Linked DNA regions of Homo sapiens: all the other regions are linked to region 2. Evidence: read pairs that join two places in POLR2A ChIA-PET (ENCODE). Cell type or tissue: GM12878. All regions are shown on one strand.

What was found. Peaks named below come from ENCODE experiments on the same cell type or tissue, not always from the same donor. Only the 100,000 strongest peaks of a DNase experiment are listed, where the experiment ranks them.
Region 1: POLR2A ChIA-PET joins it to region 2 with 5 read pairs; 7 of 35 experiments call an interaction of 5 or more read pairs at or near these places.
Region 3: POLR2A ChIA-PET joins it to region 2 with 7 read pairs; 6 of 35 experiments call an interaction of 5 or more read pairs at or near these places.

The regions. Positions count from the first base shown.
Region 1 is chr18:63,309,343-63,313,342 of GRCh38, reverse strand. All of the region lies in intron 2 of BCL2 (BCL2 apoptosis regulator), which reads left to right. Among named protein-coding and RNA genes, the nearest start is that of BCL2, 8.4 kb to the left of the region's middle. RefSeq lists an enhancer at 1,556-1,765. In GM12878, no CTCF peak of the experiment used is centred here; a DNase peak (open chromatin) is centred at 1,612; H3K4me3 peaks cover 2,574 bases; H3K27ac peaks cover 3,707 bases.
Region 2 is chr18:63,250,969-63,254,968 of GRCh38, reverse strand. All of the region lies in intron 2 of BCL2 (BCL2 apoptosis regulator), which reads left to right. Among named protein-coding and RNA genes, the nearest start is that of BCL2, 67 kb to the left of the region's middle. In GM12878, no CTCF peak of the experiment used is centred here; no DNase peak of the experiment used is centred here; H3K4me3 peaks cover 251 bases; H3K27ac peaks cover 1,179 bases.
Region 3 is chr18:63,149,497-63,153,496 of GRCh38, reverse strand. All of the region lies in intron 2 of BCL2 (BCL2 apoptosis regulator), which reads left to right. Among named protein-coding and RNA genes, the nearest start is that of BCL2, 170 kb to the left of the region's middle. RefSeq lists an enhancer at 2,294-2,463. In GM12878, no CTCF peak of the experiment used is centred here; DNase peaks (open chromatin) are centred at 428 and 2,296; H3K4me3 peaks cover 1,666 bases; H3K27ac peaks cover 3,823 bases.

The DNA of each region.
Region 1 (4,000 bases), 58 kb before region 2:
GTTTGATGTCTAAGCAGGATTAATGATGAAAATCATCCAAGGACTGACAGTTATTCCACAGATGTGATTGCCAGTCTTACATGAGTCCTGCCTTGGGTTAGGTTGGAGGCACGGCAAGGAGAGCTTTGCTTCTGCCCTGGATAAACTCACAGGCTAGTGTTGCAGGCATCTTAATAAACTCGTAGTTATCATACAGCCTGATAAGCATGATCCTAGACTCAGAGACTTAGAGGAAAAAAGCAAATAACTATAAGTTATTTTGCATGTACTTCAGCCTTGGTCTAAGAACGTTATTTCTGACCATATGGCTGTTCATGTGTGCATTAGGCCTAATTTAAACAGGGCCAAAATGTAGATACTTTAAAAAATACTGTGTAACGTAGACATATGCTTAAGAGAACTGAAAGGCAGGGGGAGTTCCCTTGTTAAATATTAACCCACTAAGCACTATTTATGCATACTAAGAAGACTTAATAAACACCAGTCTACAATTTCTAAAGCATTTCATTAATTCTTTTTAAGTAAAAGACAATCAAGGCTCCGATTAGACTGACTGGAACAGGGTAATTTGAAGAACTATCTTTCTTAAATAACTCTTGTATGCCAAAAAATACAAGTAGGTTTTGAACCAGAGCGGGGGCTCTTCCTTTGAGCAGGGGAAAAAAAAGCTTCTGTTTTGTTTTGGTTTGAGGTTATATTACTGTTCTATTTATCAAGACACTTCTACGATGCTAGTTACAGAAATTCACAGTCCATTGTAACACTGGCATTTGCCTTCGGACTTTTTTGGGCTTGTGGTCTGTTCGTTTAAATGGAGACTGTAAAACTTTCAAAATGCCAACAAAGCTGTTTTCACTTAAAAACATATTTTTATAGATTGTCACTTGTTGTTCTTATATATGCCCAATTCTGTATATGCTATAGCACTATTTCTCTGCCCTCCATTTGCCAGACAAAAGATACACCCATCTGTCCTTCAGTGTGAATAAGGATTGAATGATTATTCCTCTCTCTTCCAAGCCATGGGACTTTCTCATAGGTGCCACCACCCCTGTGACCATCCCCTACCTGCCTTATCATTCCACCGGTGAGGGACCTCTCAGGTGTAGCTCCTTGTTAACTTCCAATTAGTGATGGGTAGGATTTACCTGAAGAAAACCGTAATGCGCTTAGATACTAGCAAAAGGGAGCAGAAGTGGGGAGTCTAATCAAAGTGAGAGGATAACCCTCACCCCAAACTTGCTGCAGGCAGCTGGGCAGGTCAAAATTCTGTGACCAGACACTATCCTTTTCCTCTAGTGATTATAAACTTTAACCTGTGCAGAGAAAAGATAGTATCTGCTGGCAAAATTTGTACTTACTTTGATTCCTCTAGTGCAAGATTATAGTGGGGTTATACCTGAGACTTCAATAAATGTTTGACTAACTAAACTAAAATAGCTTAGGGTAAGGACTACTTCCCCAAACGCCCTTTTAAACATGTGAGAAAGGGAATCTCCCTGACATACTGGTATGGCCATTTGTAGCAATATACTGAGAGTGACTTGGGTGATTTTCTGGGGCGATCAACCACATTCCATGAGCAGGTTAACTGTGGAAGACACCTGCCCTTGAGCATCGCGTTTGGGCCACATGCGTCAATGGGGAAATTTGTGTTTCCATTCTGCTTCTTGTTTTGCCTTCACAACTTCAGGGATAGAAGCGTATTCCATTTTTAGTTAATAATCAGCTCTCTGGGGCTTCCATGTAATGAGTCAGAAACTGATGACTGACTCCACTCTGCTCATTATCATGTCTCCCAAAAACAACCCGAGAACCCACTGTGTCAAGTGAAGCTTTAATTTTTCAGGGGAGGTTTTCTCCATTGAGACCAATACATCTTTTCTTGTGACAGATCCAGTTACCATATTTCCTTATTTTTAACTGTCGAAAAGACAGTTAAGCTGCAACAGAGTATGGTGAGTTTACCAATTTTAATACTTGAAGCACCAAACAAAGGATCAGTGTTGCAGGCTGTCTCTTCTTGACTTTTTCCAGCTCTCCTTAGCAGATAACCAGGATGATATTTTTTCTGCTTTACAACATGATGAATGCTATATCTCTATATTAACTCTGAAATTGAATTGCAGCCAAATATTCCTCTCAGCTGCATTAGAATTTTCTAAAAGAACATGAGACACATAAACTTAGTCTTCTTAGTTCAATGCTATATCTCAGATATATTGATATCTGATTTACAATTAAAATAGGAATAAAATTAAGTACAAATTATATCATCAGCTTTAAATATTGATTTATCTTCTTGAAAAAAAAAAAGCGAGTCCATAAAGGATGGCAGCATTGGCATTTCTGGATGTAAAATTTCAGGGCTATCTCCTAGCCATATCCTTTATGGATTCCTGCCAGCATCTTTAAAAACACACACACTGAAGACACACAGAGAGGTTTTGAGGTATTTTATAACAAAATTATAAGAACAGGGAGACAAAGCCACTTACTAAACATTAAAGTGATAGTATAAGAAGAAAATGATTTGAAGAAGTCCTAATTGAGGGAAATGAGCAATTGTCCACAAAACTTAACCCTGGGTTCCCAGGAACCGGGGTAGTGATGGTCATGGAGAGGGGTTTTAGAATCTGGTTATTTAGGAAAACATGCACACTAACTTGTTTCATTGAAAAAAACATTTATTGAGGCCCTACACCATGCAAAGCTCTATGCTAGGTGTTTTAGTTAAGCGAAAAAATGTCTAAGATAACTTTTGCCTTCAAGGAACTTACCAATCAGTAGGAGACCAAGACAAGGATACAAATCACTGTAATCCTGGACAATGTGTAGTAGACAGAGAGGCCCAACCCAGCTACAGTGGTATCTGAAGAGTTTCATGCCGGAGATAATGTTGAGACAAGTTTTAGAGAACAGGCAGGCGATACGGGGAGAGGGTCTTTCAGGTAGTGGAAACTGGAGGCGTCAAAGCAGGCATGAATGCGGGAGGTGTGTTTGGGGAATTGTGGAGAGTCTGATTTGACTGGGGCATGGAGAACTCTCCTGAGATAAATCCATAGTTTTGAGAACTTACCACTGCATACTAAGTTGTGAAACTTGTATAGACAGCCCTCCCTATCTTTGGGTTCCACATCCATGGATTCAACCAACTTTGGATCAAAAATATATGGGGTAGGGCAGGCACAGTGGCTTAGGCCTGTAATCCCAGCACTGTGGGAGCTCAAGGTGGGTGGATCACTTGAAGTCAGGAGTTCAAGTCCAGCCTGGCCAACATGGTGAAACCCTTTCTCTACTAAAAATAGAAAAATTAGCCAGGTGTGGTGGTGGGCGCCTGTAATCCCAGCTACTCGGGAGGCTGAGGCAGGAGAATTGCTTGAACCCAGGAGGCGGAGGTTGCAGTGAGCCGAGATCGTGTCACTGCACTCCAGCCTAGGGGACAGAGCGAGACTCTGTCTCAAAAAATAAATAAATAAACAAACAAATAAATAAAATAAAGTATATAGGAGGATGTGCATATGCAAGTACTACTCATTTAATATCAGGGACTTGAGCATCTTCAGATTTTGGTATCCACTGGGGGTTCCTAGAGCCAATCCCCTGAGGTTACTGAAGGATGGCTGCGTTTAACTGTACCAGGGATGTTGAAAGGATGTTGCAAAGGTTCTCAGACAAGGCAGGATGTGTGCGTGGGAGGAAGATTGACAGTGACTGAGCCTGGACGGGGGAGACCAGGTATGAGGTCTGAAGCACCTGGAACAGAAAGGACAGGACAGATGTGGGCACACTGCACGTGTAGAATCAAAGGACTGACAGCAGGTCGAATGTGAGGAATGAGGGAGGGAAAGAATCAGGACTCAAGTGCCATCCTGGCTGCCTCAAAAAATGATACTGTCTTCCAGAGGGAAAGGAAAGATAACAACAGTTACTGCTTTGTGGCGTACATGTGATGAATTTCATTTTGGACATTCCAGTAGGATATCCAAGTGGAAATGCC
Region 2 (4,000 bases):
CCCATGTTTTGCAGCTTTGCATTCTTTCTCCTCTACATTTCATCTCTGCCTGCATTCCATGTCACCTTTGGAAGACCTCATATGTCACTGTCTTTCTGCCCTCATTGAACAGAGTGCACTACCCGTGAGCTTCCAGTATGGTGCCTTCTGGCAATCTACTTGAAGATATGATCTTCATTTTGGTTGAAATCTAATACCCCATGTGAAGAACAAGGACAGTACAACTCAAAATTCTGGACCACTGCATATGGTATCTTTTCTATAACCCATATTTTAAATACGTGTATTAATTTATAACACAAACATATGGATGTTTCAAATAACGTTGGGCTATAAAAAACTGGTATTGATAATTGTGACCCCAATGATGAGAAGCACTCATCAGAAGAAGAAGGAATTCCATTTTTTTTTTTTAAGGCAGGGTCTTGCTCTGTTGCCCAGGCTTGAGTGCAGTGACATGATTTCAGCTCCTGCAACCTCTGCCTCCCTGGTTCAAGCGATCCTCCCACCTCAGCCTCCCAAGTAGCTGAGATCACAGGAGTGCACCACCACACCCAGCTTTTTTTTTTTTTTTTTTTTTTTTTTAGCAAAGACAGGGTTTCCCTATGCCGCCCAGGCTGGTCTTGAACTCCTGACCTCAAGTGATCCACCCGCCTCAGCCTCCTAAAGTGTTGGGATTATAGACGTGAGCCACCTTGCCTGGACAGGAAGAAGGAACTCTGTCTAAGCACATTTTTGGTTTTGTCCAGTCATGTTGTTTACACGGCCATTGTTACAAAGCAGAAAAGCCACCAGGCATCTCTTTACCTCTGAAGCAAGCATTCTAAATAGTTGAGAGTTTGTGGTACATAAAAAGAAGCCTTCTCTCATGCTAATGTTTTCAAAACAAGTTGTGACTTCTGAAAGTAGAGACCAAAGAAAGAATAACTTGAACAAGATTTCAGTGGGTAGAAAATAAACACTAACTTTATATGTATTTCAAGAACGTAAAAGAAACAGGTGGGAAATGAATCCTCCTCGATAAGAGAGAAATGCTTAGTAGGGTGGAAAAAAAAAAAAGACAACATTCAGCAGTTTTTGGAACTGTGCGAGTCCAGAGAGTTTCTTTCTTTCTTTCTTTCTTTTTTTTTTTTCTGGTTAGCTCTCATAGCCACAAATATGTATATTATTTCCTTCTTGCCCACAATTTACTGAGAATCATCTTTCTAATATACTGGGGAATCCCAAATAAAAATCTCATTTTTCTAAACACAGACAAGTCTTTTAACTCCTGCAATTAAATGATTCAACTATTCATATGTAGACTGTAAAAGAAATAATCAAATTGTTCTAGTAGAAATCTCCAACGGCCATCTCAAATAGTTTCCTTCCCAAATTTATACTGTAAACGGCTTAGGTTTAGGGAGGGGTTTTGCCCTAGTCACTGATGTTTTGAAATAGGACTCAGAAACCTCTTTCATAAAGTCTCTGCGGTGATTGGGCTACCCCAGCAATGTGATATAGTGGTAGGATTACAGAATATTTTAACCCTTTTCTGAATGTTGCAATATATTCTTATATGGGAAATGATTGATTATTAACTACTTAGAATGTGTTTCTTTTCCAAGCATGTCAGCAGAGTAAGTACAGCAGACTTCGTAGGCGATCAGTGTAGTGTCAGGTGTGAGCAGTATGGACTGGAGATGGTCTGCCTGGATTCAAACCTCTGCTCTGTCCTTTCCTACCCAGGCTTTTCTGGGGCTCCTTCTGCTCATCTGCTAAGTGCCACGTATTACAGCATTTTCCTCATAGGGCTGCTGTGAGCTTTAAATGCGTTTATGAGTTAACTGCTTAGAACAGTGCCAGCTATGTAATAAACACTACGTAAGTGGCAGCTACACCATGCATAAACAAACGCAAACTGTGTGCATCTGAGGAATAATTCTAGTTAACATTAAAGTGTGTTTTTGTGTACAGAGTTGGTGTCTGTTGTCTGTGCATTCACTTTTTAAAAATCGGGAAATAGCAGATGTTAGGAACCTATTTATTTTGCTTGCTCTTCCTTCTACTTTCTGCTTGCTACCTACTCTATTCTAGTTCCAGACTTGATCTGTTTCTCTGTGCAGGGTTGCTCCTATGTACAACCAATGCAGAACTGACCCCATCAAATTTACAAAGTGTATTAGTCTGTTTTCACGCTGTTGATAAAGATATACCTTAGACTGGACAATTTACAAAAGAAAGAGGTTTATTGGACATACAGTTCCACGTGGCTGGGGAGACCTCACAATCACGGTGGATGGTGAAAGGCACATCTCACGTGGCAGACAAGAGGAGAGGATCAAGTCACATCTTACATGGATGGTGGCAGGCAAAGAGAGCTTGTGCAGGGAACTCCCATTTTTAAAACCATCACATCTTGTGAGACTCATTCATTATCATGAGAACAGTGCAGAAAGACCTACCACCATAATTCAATTGCCTCCCACCGGGTTCCTCCCACAGCATGTGGGAATTGTGGGAGTTACAACTCAAGATGAGATTTGGGTGGGGACACAGCCAAACCGTATCAATAGGTATGGAAGGAAGTAAAATACTATTTTTTGGTAAGAGCTCTCCCACTAAGATATGAGGACATATGCAGAAAGTGAGGAAATAAAACTCAAAGAAAGTGAGGAAATAAAACTCAAAATTGGCTTTCAAAAGCAAATTTTCTGTCAGTAAGATGTGACACGAATGTTAAAGTTTTAACAGGTTTTGTTTCCTTGTAAATATTTACTTCACTATATCTAATAATCTTTGTGAATGAAGATCTCATTGGTGTCTTTTTTAAGATATTAAGAATATTAGGATTACTTATATTTGAGGACTAAAAGATTGGTAGAGACATAATTCTATCCTTGTGGCTTCTTTGCATACTTTAATGCTAAAGTTCAGTACTTAAGATTGAATAAAAATGTCTTGACAATCAGATATAAAATACCTTCTTTGGGCTGGGCACAGTGGCTCACGCCTGTAATCCCAGCACTTTGGGAGGTCGACATGGGTAGATCACCTGAGGTTAGGAGTTTGAGACCAGCCTGACCAACATGGTGAAACCCCATCTCTACTAAAAATACAAAAATTAGCTGGGCGTGGTGGCAGGTGCTTGTAATCCCAGCTACTTGGGAGGCTGAGGCAGGAGAATCGCTTGAACCCGGAAGGTGGAGTTTGTAGTGAGACGAGATCACGCCATTGCACTCCAGCCTGGGCAACAAGAGAGAAACTACGTCAAAAAAAAAAAGAAAAAAAAACCTTCCTTAGTGTCAGTCACTCTTTTTCTTTTCTTTCTTTCTTTTTTTTTTTGAGACAGAGTCTTGCTCTGTCACCCAGGCTGGAGTGCAGTGGCGGGATCTCGGCTCACTGCAAGCTCCGCCTCCCGGGTTCACGCCATTCTCCTGCCTCAGCCTCCTCAGTAGCTGGGACTACAGGCGCCCGCCACCACGCCTGGCTAATTTTTTTGTATTTTTTAGTAGAGACGGGGTTTCACCGTGTTAGCCGGGATGGTCTCGATCTCCTGACCTGGTGATCCGCCTGCCTCGGCCTCCCAAAGTGCTGGGTAGTCACTCTTTTTCTTAAGGTTACACAGTCATGGTTGACTTTGTAGGGGCTCAGGACATGCCACCCCAGACTATCATCTCCTTTTCCAAGGACTGTTCCAATATAATTTCTAGTACCTGAGAGACTTTCTCTGCATAATAAGACACACTTGACCCACCATACAGAGCCTCCCCTCATCAACGCACAGCTTGTGTCCCCACCACCCCCAGAAGCCCCAAGCCCCTATTCCGTTCCATAGCTCAGGATGCTAAATGAGTTTCAACCGTGTGACCCTTCTTCAAGTCTCATATTTTGTGGGACTCCCATGTGCACCTACATTATTAAATATGGGGTTTCTTTCTGTTAATTTGTCTTACGTCAATTCATAACCCAGCCAAGAAACCCAGAGCGGTGGAGGAAAGCCATTTCTCTCTCCCCTACA
Region 3 (4,000 bases), 100 kb after region 2:
GAGCTTAACTGGCTTCAAAAGTTTCACACAACTCCTTTCATATATGCATTTTCTGTAAGCTACTTGTAAATAAAGAAGGTACCTAGGAAAGGAAAATTGCCATCTCTGACAGTTCAATGCAAAAATGAGAGAGGAATGAGAGGGAGTCATGACTGAATTTTAGTGCCTTTGCTGCCAGGCACTTCACAGAAGTCATTTCATCCTCCTGACCACTCGACAACTACAGCCTTTTATTTTTCTCTGTTTTATGAATTCATAAATTTAGGCTCAGGGAGGTTAAATAACTCATCTAACATGAGTTAGATTTAAGCATTGCAGAGAACGAGAGGAGAACTGATAACTCATTCAACTCATTGACGAATCTAGTAATTTGCAGAGTTGAGGTTCAAGCACAGATCTGTCTGACTCTAATGTGTGTGCTCTTTCCTCTCCAATGCTACTAGCATGGGTGAGCTGTGAGCATTCTGGAGAGGGTGAAAAGTGGGAGGCAGAGGCAAAAGCTGAGTCAAATAGTTTTCTCAGATGAGAGAGAGTGGGCAGGCAGTGGATATTCGTGCAAGCAAGTTGGACGCCGTCAGAAATCTGAGCTGAAGTTATGTGGGTATACTCACGTCTTGTAGTCTCCGCTGAAGGACCCATTATCAAATAGGTGGAAAATACAAAAATTGAAGATATGGTGAAGCATTATCACCTGATCAACCCAGCATCCTGCTCTCATAGGTGGTGTACAATTTCACCCAGCCCAAGTCATTATGTCTTCCAGGAGAAAAGGAGGCTCTAGTAGGCACTGAGGACAAGCACATGATAAGCTATTGTTTTGCCTCCTGGGAATACTTGGTTGGCCCTTTATTTTTTAGTAGCAAGAAGATTTAGGAGTAGCACTCTGTATGTATGTTGATTGTTTGGCTTTGTACACAAATGTTAGAAAATTAAAGAATAGATTTGGTCATTGTCATGTCTGTTTGCCCTCACCAGACTTGACTTAGATATGGTTCTTTAAAGTCTCAGGCATTTTAGAATAACTTTGGGGAAGGTATTTACGAATTAATTTTTAAAAAAACTCTTTCATTTTAGAATTTTCTTAAAAGAGATATGTTTTTAAAATTTCAAATACCTAGAATTGGGCAAACGAGGTGTTGCCAAGTAGAGGCTCTGCTGAGCAAATAATGACCACATCAAAACACCAGCCCCAAGGAAGCAGGCTCCGATTCTGCTCCCAGAGCAGCACATTGGTGTGGTGTCAAATGCATGTTTCTAAAGAACTCAAACATTGTTTTCTCTTAGTTAGATAAACAAACTCCTTGATGTCTATTTATGACTAGTTGTTAGTGAGTCTCTTGGAAGTCATACAAAGCAGTGAGAACAAGAAGGTGTTTTGCAGGTTGGCTTTGAGTAAAGACCCTCTGTTTTGATCAGGGTCTTGGATGCCCTGCTCAATCCCCTACTCGAAGTTCTGAGGGCATTTCTCTGATTGTCCTCCAAAACTGTCCTGCCAACTGCTATAGATTAAATAGGTAAGGAGCAGCTACTAAGTTTCCTTCTTCCCTCCCATGAAGGAGCCCGGCCATGAGATTTAGCCAATGAGCCCATTTAACTCTCTGTTTTCTAGCTCATTTATCCAAGGGTTCAGTGCACCACTGGAAACCTTCATATAACAGAAAGCCAGTGTTTGGGGGGCATTTGGTTTCAACTTGCTTGTGTTTGAGCATTTATATTTATAATAGTGCTAATCTCTAAGGGACTCACATCGCATTAAGAGCTTTATCTTAGGCTGCCACGGAAACTAGCATGTACCAACATGACTGAGAACTATGAGAAATTGGGCTGGGCCTACAGAAAATTAATAAGCTCCGATTTTCATTTAAATTATCTTTTCCATGAGATTTTGTTTTGAAACCCACAAAGTCGGGCCAAGCCATTAGCATTCCCTATGCACACATTTATCCTCCCCCTGTAGCCTATGCTGTCCCCTCCCCTCGCCCCCAGCCCCTCATCTGTTATCGCCCCCCATCTATTATCGCCCCCCTTGCCTGAGTGAACTCGCCCTTCTCTGAACCGTCATGGCCACCCCTTCTGCCACCAGGACATTCTTGCTTGTATTGCTTGCTCCTGACCTCATAGAAGGAAAGGAGTAGTTGCATTTTTCTCTTGAATCCACCCCAGGGTTTTGATCATGCCAGTCATGTTACAGATGCCCAGTAATTTCTGCTGGGTTAGATGTTAGTCAGTTGCAGGGTAGATTGGTGTTAGGGGAGGTAGCCCGGCCATAGGCAAAAAAGTAGCTTAGGGTCACCGCAGTCAGTGTGGAGAAGGGAATTTTGGGGGGAAATCTGGACAGACGAATTTGACCAATCTATGAGGCTAATTATAGAAAAAAACACAAGAAGGGGGAAAATTTCTTTCAGTAATTAGAGAGATGACAGAGAAGCAGGGAATGCCCCTGATTGCATTATAGAAGAGGAGATCAAGATGACTTCAGAAGTCATTTGCTGAAGGTACAAAGAGAGCTCAAGGTGAAAGGAGTCCCATTTTCCTTCTTGGTGGAGGCGCAGCTTAGTAACCTTTGAGGAGTGTTGCCTGTCTTGCTAGGAAAAATATGACAGGAGTAGCCCAGTGGAGGTTGGAGACCTAATACCCCTTCTCACCCCCAAACCTGATAACTCATTCTTAAGCATCAAATCTTATGTTATAGTCCAATATTTCTGGACATTTTTCTGCCACAAGGTCTCCAGAATGTGTTAGCTTAGCTTCAGCCTTATAGGAATTCATATTTAAATCGACTTCTTTTTTCCTACCTGGAGACTGCTGGAATATCAGACTAAAACAGCTCACGGGAAGGCTGAGCAGAGTCTAATTCTAGAACTTGTGGCATGTTCATGGGACACGGAAAATACATAGAAGTGATGGTTTCACAGAGAAAGGGAAAAGTCACTCCAGAGAAAACTGGAGGGAGCCAAGAAAATGCGGAGAGAAAGTGGGGAATGGCAACCTCAGACGCAGAGGGAAAGAAAAACAAGAGAAGACGTACGTTAGCAATAAAAGAAAAAAAACCATCACAATGCCCGTTGGGCAGGAAAGTGATTTTTCTGCTTTTCTTTCAGCCCTCCTGGGCCCACAGTATTGAAGATAGGAGCAGAGTGCATTCACTGGTGTCCACTCTTCAGCTGGGTGTTGCTGAAGAAGAGAGAAACCTTAGCCATCTTGCCACCAGGTCACTCTCTTTCTTTCGTTTTCAGGCTGACCCAAGCAAAATAGGGGAAAATTGCATCTGGACAAAGGAAACTTCTCTTTCTGTACCTAAAAGCCTCATGTCAGGCTGGGCGCGGTGGCTCACGCCTGTAATCCCAGCACTATGGGAGGCTGAGTCAGGAGGATCACTTGAGGTCAGGAGTTTCAGGCCAGCCTGGCCAACATGGTGAAACCCCAATTCTACAAAAAAACTACAAAAATTAGCCAGGCATGGCGGTGGGTGCCTGTAATCCCAGCCATTCGGGAAGACTGAGGCAGGAGAATTGCTTGAACCTGGGAGGCAGAGGCTGCAGTGAGCCGAGATCGCACCACTGCACTCCAGCCTGGGTAACTGACAGAGGGAGACGCTGTCTCAAAATAAATAAATAAATAAATAAATAAATAAATAAATAAATAAATAAATGCCTCATGTCAGGAGAACCCTTTCTGTAGAGAGCCATATAATTAAGCACTGTGTTTGTTCCAAACAAAAACTAGAGAAAGGGTTAAAAATCAATATTATTAGTGACATCTCCTCTCTTCTTCACTGTTAATCATCTGCCGGTCACTGTCATAACAGTGTTATTTTTCAGGCCTGAAATGAAAATTGGCGATTACATCAAGCAAAGAGTTTGAAAGGAAGGCTGGGTTACTGCATGATTATTCGGACTCTCCCTGTAAATACGTGAATAGTTCCAGCTTCCCCTCACATGGGTTGAGGGTAACAGAATGACATCTCCCTGGGCTAGAAGAGAAACAGAGACAGAACAAG